Regions from separate parts of the Homo sapiens genome. Here region 2 is linked to region 1. The links are chromatin loops, found by intact Hi-C in ENCODE. Cell type or tissue: MCF 10A. All regions are shown on one strand. Links, peaks and the distances in the headings refer to the core of each region. The heading gives the core; the rest is flanking DNA. Region 1 has its middle 340 kb from the start of PCDH19. Region 2 overlaps PCDH19 (protocadherin 19).

Region 1 (4,400 bases), core at 321-4,320:
TTTAAAAACAAAATCCAGTGCCTGAGTCCTGGATCACTCCCCACCCCAGGAATTTTGACTTGATGGCTCTGGGATGAGATCCAGGTAAATAACAAATTTAAGGGGTACAAGTGCATTTTTGTTACATGAATATATTGGGTAGTGGTGAAGTCTTGGCTTTTAGTGTATCCATCACCCAAATAAGGTACATTGTACCCATTAAGTAATTTCTCATCATCTACCTCCCTTCCACCCTCCCCCTTCCAATTCTCCAATGTTTATCATTGCACATTCTTTTTGAGATCTCACTTATAAGTGAGAACATGAGGTATTTGACTTTATTTTTAAAAGTTCCTGGGTTGTTTTTTAAAGCAAGATGTTTGAGAGTCTAATAATTCAATTAGATTCATGTGTTAGCTCCACCCATAGGTCAAATAGGTGGCACCCAAGTGGTGAGATTTCAAGTGTTCTGAAAATATGTTTGGCCCCTTGGTATTTTTCTGGCATCAGCCCTGCCATACCACCTAATATAGCTATGTTATGATTTGTATATCCTAGCTAAATTGCTGATTTTTTTGGGAGAAGTGATACATTAATACCTTACTTTGAATTTATTTATCAGATTAGCTAGCAAAGAGAGCATGGATTTTAACAGTGGAACCAAAGATCATTAGATGGAGTGATACCTCTGGAGGGAAGTTATGCCTAGGGTGACTAATCTTCCCATTTTGCCTAAGACTGGGGGGTTTCCTGGGATGCAGGACTTTCAGTTTTATCAGTCCTGGGCAAACCAAGATGAGTTGGTATCCATAGGCATGGATGTGGCACCAAGACCTATAAGGGCTTTGGGTGCCTGCCTAGGAGTGAAGGACTCTAAAGGAGAAGAAGAGAAGACATCAGAATGAAGGACCCGTTTCTCCTACTTTGCCATTTGGTCTGGTGATGATATACTATGACAACAGTGGGGCAGGATCATTGAAAATAGTGTGGGTTATTTATTTTTCTTATTTTCTAGAAGAAACAAAAAATAGTTATATATTTTTTGTTGTATTTTCTTTTTTATTTCTAGGAGATAGAACATTCTGTGGCTTTGCCTAGGGGTGGCGTGTAGTTTATCTTGTCAAGTTTATGAATACGATGATTGGCTTTCGGAAAGCCTCAACTCAAGAGACTTTCCAGAGAGCTTAACTGGAAGGAGAAGTCCAGAAGCGAGGCCTTTGAAAGTGGGTTGGAAGAAGCAGCAGGATAGTGAAGGAACAGACTTTGAAACTAGTTAGGGGATTGTGGATTGGGTTATCAAGAAAACTGAAGTGCTTGAGCTGTGTGTGTGTGTGTGTGTGTGTGTGTGTGTGTGTGTGTGTGTCTAGAAGGCTGTGTGGTATACCTAAGGATGCTAAATCTGAGGCCTATTCTTCACAAAAATTCCTATGTCCAGGATTGTACAGAAGCTATTGAGTGGTCCAATTTTAAAAGTCCAATGAGAATTTATAAGTGGTGCCTGGTGTAAACCTATAATCAGCAACCTTCCCCAATGTTCTGCTCTATGGGAGACTGTTGGGATGTACAGTAATGAAGGCCATTTAATTTACTGCAGGTCCAGTAGAATGAGGGCTCAGAGTAAAATTTGGTTAAGGTTAAACAAAAATTGATGTTTCTAATATGCACAAGTGTGTGGAGAAAAATTTATACCCACTAAATTTGCTATCAAGAACCTACTATATGGCAGGCACTTTATTATTATATATTATTAATGTTTATAACCTATGAAGATGTGTATACATGTATGTGTGTATATAAATATAACAAGTATATATACATACACATATAATTATATAATATTTATATGTAATACATACATTTTACAGATGAGGATCAGAGAGCTAATGCTGACTCACCATATAAGTTATAATAAGTGGCCATTGCAGAACTGGAAAGTTTAATCCATGCCTGTCCAATTCCAAATTCTGTGCTGACACCACTCATCATATAAGTTATAATAAGTGGCCATTGCAGAACTGGAAAGTTTAATCCATGCCTGTCCAATTCCAAATCCTGTGCTGACACCACTCATCATGTTACTTCTGTATTGGTTAGATACATTAACAGGAAAATATAATACTGCAATACTTCTCTGGCTATTTGTTTCCTTTCTCCAAAGGAAAAAGCATAGGTACATATTGAAGGAGCAAATGTGATGACATGTTTTGTGGGGTTGACCTTGCTTCCTTGGATCACATTTTCACTGCTTTCAAAACCTCTGGACTGAACTTAGTCTCTGGGATAGGCAGTTCTGTGATAGAATTGTTTGGTGCAGATGTTTTTGGGTGTGTCTGTGTTTCTACCTGGAACAAACTCAACTTTATTTCTAGACACTTTTAAATGTGTTTCATGTGGCTTGTGACCACAATTCATCACCAGTGATTTTTCTCTTGGCCAGTTTCCATCTATCATTCTATTGCAGCAAGAGAAAGGAGAGCAACTCTAGAAAGTGGCATATAGCCTGGTAATTAGGTAATTTGCTTTCCTATCCTAAATGGAGCAATTTTTAGGTAAGTGGTGCCTCTTTTGGCTTCCTAAGGTTACTGCATATAATTTTGACAGGGCCTAAGTAGACAAAAATTCATGGAGACAATCTAGCTTTAAACAAGGTGAAATCATTAAAGGATTGAACATAAGAACAAGGATGGAAGTGGATCTAGTCACTAGTCATGTTCTTAAGGATTCTTGCTATGGTTTGTTTTCAAAGATATAATTAACACATGTTAAGAGTAGATAGACCTGAGTTTGATTCCAGCTCCAAACTTGCTGTGTGACTTTAGGTAAGTCACATAAACTCTACACTGTATTATCTTCTGTCTTTAAAACAGAGATGATACTATATGACTCATGAGGCTTAAATGAAATAATGTATGTAAGAGTGCAGTATCTGGCATGTAGCAAATGCTCAATAAATGTTAGCTGCTATCATCATCATCATCATCATCATCATCACCATCATCATCACCACCATCATCATTTTTCTTTTGTAGTAAACATCACATTCGATTTGTAAAAGAATCATATTATTTCCCTTTAGATTTAAAAAATGCTTAAAAGTTTATTTTTCTTATTTTGTTTGTCTACACATTTGTACAATTCTGTAAAACAATTTAGTGTAATGATTTTTAGGCAATGTGTAAATATACACAGAAAGTAAAAAGCATGTATAAGCCTGATATTATAAATTAAAATATTGCCCTTAATGAGTCAGGAATAGTTTGGAAATAATAGGACAACCTGTCTTCTAGGATCTTAGCTTAGTTTACCTTGTACTGTAGTCAAAACATGTTTTGACCTTTGATTATATATGTATTTTTGCTTCTGTTGAAACTGCATTGCCTCAATCAAAAATAGGTGTTCATCATCTAATATGTTCCAGGGTCTGGTGATATTCAGGACACGGTAATGAATTAGACATAATATTTCACTGAAGAGAGTTCTAAATCTAATAACTGTGCCACTTCAGTAGCAGAAGTTGGTTTTCATGTGGACTTGACCATATTTACCACTTATACAATATATGAATGATCAAGAAAAGCTTTGATGTAGGAGGTTAAAGTCTTTACCAGTTGGCAAGGCAATGTCAGTGCCCTTTACTGACAAGGATTTTCAGACGGGGGAAGGATTAGATTTAGATTTCTCTTTAGTGGCTGTTTGGATCCACATCTATGCAAACTCGTAAAGATGAATAAGTATCAGAGGGCAGAGTTTGGTTCAAATATAAAACTTGAAACAATTTGAAAATTTAATGTGCGCCTCAGTTCTATAGAAGTGTTTAAATAAATGCTAAATGACCAGAGGTCTGGGTGGTGGTAGAGTTCTTTCATGAATTTAATAGGAGATTGACCTCGATGGTCTTTCAGGTTCCTTTTAGCTCTGAGGTTCTATAAAACATGGAGAACTCTCTAGTGGATTAGATTTCCATGTTGTTAGCAATAATTGTTTTTTCAGCATTTCTCTGTTGGCATAATAAAAAACATGTAGTTTGTTGGGCAGTTTAATTCCTTAATTTCACCCTTGGAGAGTATAACTTGGATAATTTCTTATATAAAGGTACACAAGACTCTTGGGATTCTAATGTTTTCTTATTGTCAAAATAAAGTATCTATAATGGTACTTGACTCACAGTAAACAGCAGAATAGTACGTGTCTATTGCTATGTGCAAAGTACTTTCTCTTATCAAAGAGCACACCTTTATCTTAGTTCTTACCAAAGAAACCTCAATTTTTTTCTGCTTCTACCTTCTGGGATTCCCCCAGTGTGGCCTAGTGAATTACCCCCCTGTAGTTTCAGCTTTGTTTCAGTTCCCAAACCAATCCCCCTTTAAAGCTTTTGATTGTTATTCTCCCTGCTGGTCTACTCAGGAAACGATTGCCTAGCA
Region 2 (4,400 bases), core at 81-4,080, 310 kb before region 1:
CTGATTATTTTCCTTCTCTAGCTTATAGAGTTGTAATCCATGCACGTATAATTAAAATGATATCCAAATGCAGTTTTCCTTTGAATTTGTAGTGGCTGTGTGTGTAGGGAAGGTTGTTGCTTTGCTATAAACCACAGACCCAGAGTAAACCTCAGCTGTGCTGCAGCTATTTTGGACGACAGCTTTCTAGTTGCTTGTGTGTAATTGCCCATATTACATCATCCCAACCATTGTGAAATGTGCAAAATACAAGGCTTATCTAATGATTCATTTCAGGTGGACAGTTTCTTTTAAATTAATTTTAGGAGTGGTTCTCTGCACTAAACAGATCTCCCTACTTTGTTCTTGCTTTTTTGTTCAGGCCTACGGTAATTTAATGGTTGATAATTGATGTAGCAGAGAGAAGTGTATCATATTCATTGTGCCAGTAACCTTTACAGTCTACCTAAAATGTTCCATGGGATGTGCTTTCTCTTGGCGTAAGTAAAGAACCAAGGGGAGAAAAATTCCCTCCACAGCATATCAAGTAAGCATTAACCTCAAATGAAATTAATTTCCCTGTCATTGAGTAGCAGAGAAAAAAGCTATCTTCAACGGCTACAAGAGGCTTGGTCTTACTGGGGTTTCAGTTTGTCATATTATACTGTCTTTCATTATCACAGACATATACTATAGGGAAGACTTTCAATGTCTCTGTTGGTGGATTGCACTAACTCATCTTTAAGTCAGGTATGTGAAATTCAAGTAAGCCAAGACCTTCCAGTTTTTTTCTTATCAATGTTGAACATTCATAGGCTAGGTAATATTACATGTTTAGTCACCTACTAGTAAGATGAGGTGTTTACAACTAATATTTATCTTTGGCCTTGGACCTTCTACGTTGCTCACAGAGTACAGTTTTGTAAAATGCTTTATAGGTAATATTTCAAAGTGGACAAAAAAAGAAGATTGCTTAGAACCAGAAAGGTCAGAAATAGATCAAATAATCCTGGGACTTTTTATTGCTGAATAATGGACTTTGTAAATATCACATGTGACTATTAGACCAAATGAGACTACATAGAATTCAATATTAATTGGTTCAGTATCCGCTGATGGCCTGTTTGCAGGATTCAATGAAATTATATTATCAATACAATGTTTTATTGATTCCTTGGTTTGCAAAATTAAATAAACATAGCGTAAGCACTTGCAGTGGTAAGTTGTAGCAGGGAAACGGGTTTTGATTTGGAATTTGAAAACAAAATTAAAGGTGATTGAAGCAGAAAGCAGGCTGTGGCATAACATTTCTGCCAGCACTTTTGAAGTAACTGAATATATCTGGGTGTTTGGGAGGAATAAGAATCAGAGAACAGAGACTTTGGAGGAAGTGTTTCAAAATGCTTTCTTAAGGGTTATTTCAATACTAGCAACTCATTTTGTTGAATAGTTTAGTTTGCTTTACTATGGATATATTAATTTATTTCATTCTATGCTATTTTTTTCCAGTATCTATGCCATTCTTTGTGTTGTTCTAGATAATGGCTAAATAGTGGTCAGCAAAACTGACATAGTCCCCTGCCTTCATGGGGTGGGGGGACAAAACACCAACAATATAAAATTATAATGCTATGAAAGAAAAGAGCATATTATTATGAAAGAGTAAAATGGGGAAACTCAACCTAGTCTGGGGGAAGGGAAGTAATATTTGAGCTGACCCTTGAAGGGTGAGCAGGAGCTGTGAGGCAAAAAGGTGGGGGACAGGAAGATGGTTGACGGCTGGCTGTTGACATTAAACTCTTGGCCTAATCTCAGGGAACCATTTCCCACCCCTCCCCCACCAAGGTGGTCTGAATTTGAGTGCCAAAGTCTTGAATCCAACACACAGCCATTCGTTAAAAAAGTGGAAAGAGGCTGAGGCAGGAGGTGGTGGTTGTGGTAACACACAGAGTCTACCATGAATTCTGAAAAAATCAAATTCATTTCAGAAAAGCAGCCATGAAAAGAATCTGTTTCAAAGTAAAGAAAGAAGCAGCCTGCAGCCAGCTTCAGATGGATGGTTTGTGGCTCAAATCCATTCCTCCAGTTACTGCTCGATGGCCCTTTTGAGTCCATGCCACCTCCCACCCCCAACCAATGTCAATGGGTGGTGTGCAGATGCAGCTCAGTAAGATAGTGTTTTAGGGCATGCAAGGCTCATCTAGTCACATTTATAACATAGAATCAGAGTACTGTCAAGGCAATATTTATCATTTTATATTCTTTCTTGGCTACTCTTGATAAATAGGAGGTCAAGGGCCTCTTCCTCTTTATATTCCCTCTGGATAAACAGACAGCAGTCTCCAGAGAAGAAAGGCGTCTTTCCTTCCCTATTTTCTGCTTCCAATCTGTTTCTTTTTCCCTCTTTCTGCTCCAACTTTTTTTCTGTGACGTTCTGTCTGACAGTCAGCAGAGGGCGTATAGACGCATCAAAAGCCAGCCTTTATTCAACTTGGCCACCGTAATTTCATTGTCTTTATCTCTTCATCTTTACATTCCTCAAAGGCAGGGATACATCCTGGCGTTTTCTCTTTGTAATAGTACCATCAAGGGCAACCATTCCTTACCTATTTTATAAAGGTGGGCAAAAGCTACTGTCTAGATAAAGGGAAAGAAGTTGTGTTCCTGAGAGCTGGGAGGAAATGTGTGTGTGTGTGTGTGTGTGTGTGTGTGTGTGTGTGTGTGTGTATGTGACAGATCTCAGAGTTGTTGGTGCCCTACGTGACTCATTTGGGAAGGACTCGTTTTGCCAATAGCAAAGCAGACAGTCTGGGTTCCTCTTCTTCTTTGCTTTCCCGGGGCTGTTGTCCTGATAGCAGCTGCCCTGCTTCCTGACATGTCCTAATAATGAAGATGATGTGGCCAGGGGGAGATTCATCTTCTTCCCTAATCTGACTTCTTCATTGAATTTTCCCCTTACTGAAGTCCAAAGAGGATTGTCCCCTCTTAACTGTGTGCCCTTTTTACTCTGCCCAAGGTCAGAGAATCCAGCTGTGGCCTGTCTGCCTCCCACATCTCTGGCTGCAGAGAGTGATCCATGTTTGTCTGTGACAGCTGTGTGAATGGTACGTGAGAGGCAGAGGAGAGCTGTAGTTTAAGCTGCTCCAAAGATGTCTTGGTATGGCAGTGCTGACGAAAGGGGAGACTTGTTTGTGTCGATGACATAATCAGAGAAGACATCCATGGCCCAGCTGCAGGGAGTGAAGAAGTGTGCAGCTTAGTATAGTCTTCTGACAAAAGCCCACACACTTCAGGTTTATCTGCCCGTAGTGCTAATCTCCTTCTGATGTCTTAACCTGACTTTTGTTGTAGTTTGTTCAGACGGTTCCAGTGACAGAAAGAATTGCTTGGCTTGTGGTGGTTATACTGGCTAGCACGTTAATACAAGTGCAGGGTGTTTTATAACCAACTAGTCTCATAATAACTACACATGAAGAACAGGCAAGGTTTAGTTTAGCATATTCTGCCTATTGGAAAGCATCAGACACGGTTATAGCTCCTCATAAATAATACTGATGGCTCCTAAAGGCCATTTTTCATGTAAATTTCCTTACTGTTAGTGAGCTTGAAAAAGAACCGTATTGACGAACAGGTTATTTTAAAAGTAGAATGATTACTCAATAAAATACTTTTCAGCTTTTTCCTTTGGGGCTCTGGGGTTCCCCCTTATCTCAAGGATCCACGTGGGCAGATTGCATGTTAGCTGGAGAACCCAATAGACACATTCTTATTTCCATGCCAGCAAAACACTAATAATCTAAACACAAAGGACATTTAACACAGTAACTGTTTCTGATGGAGCAAGTGGTACTGCCAGCTCGCTTTCTCTTGGATGGCTTCTGTACGGTGAGAGCAGGATTGGGAGTTGAGCCCAGGCTACTCCTTAGTTTGTGTGGTATAAATGAACAACTTAAGAATAGTGTTTGTATAGTCAGGGTCATTTCTGCCCTTTCTCAATGGACTTGAAATCCTGGGCTGAATATTTATCCAGCTTGGTTTTGTGTTTTTGGAACAAAGGAAATTTCCAGTGACCAGTCTGGTTAATCACCAACGCTTATTCCCTCTTCACCACTATTTCGTATTGGATTTCCTTCTATACCAGTACATTGGATTTCCAATCACATCGAACCCTATTTGGCTGCCTTCCATTCACAGAAGATTAGATTCCCTTACACCTCACTGCCTCTCAGGATTTTTCTCTCCACAACGTGTAGAGTATTAGGTTCCCTTACATGAGTTGCTGCTTGTTAAGTTGTGTTCAGTGCTGCGTAGTATCGAATTCTCTTTCTCATCAGCAGTCACTGGGTTGTTAATTACACACTTGCAGATTCACTTCTCCTGCACATGCTGTGACACACAGCTCTCCAAAGCTCTGAACTCAC

Evidence for each region. Peaks named below come from ENCODE experiments on the same cell type or tissue, not always from the same donor. Only the 100,000 strongest peaks of a DNase experiment are listed, where the experiment ranks them.
Region 2: a loop joins it to region 1, with 20 times the contacts of the local background. A loop is called at or near these places in 3 of 110 quality-filtered maps.

The regions. Positions count from the first base shown.
Region 1 is chrX:100,070,517-100,074,916 of GRCh38, reverse strand. No RefSeq gene overlaps it. Among named protein-coding and RNA genes, the nearest start is that of PCDH19, 340 kb to the left of the region's middle. RefSeq lists an enhancer at 3,861-4,400. In MCF 10A, for the core only: a CTCF peak has its summit at 2,504; no DNase peak of the experiment used is centred there.
Region 2 is chrX:100,377,611-100,382,010 of GRCh38, reverse strand. All of the region lies in intron 3 of PCDH19 (protocadherin 19), which reads left to right. Among named protein-coding and RNA genes, the nearest start is that of PCDH19, 30 kb to the left of the region's middle. In MCF 10A, for the core only: a CTCF peak has its summit at 2,416; DNase peaks (open chromatin) are centred at 200 and 2,450.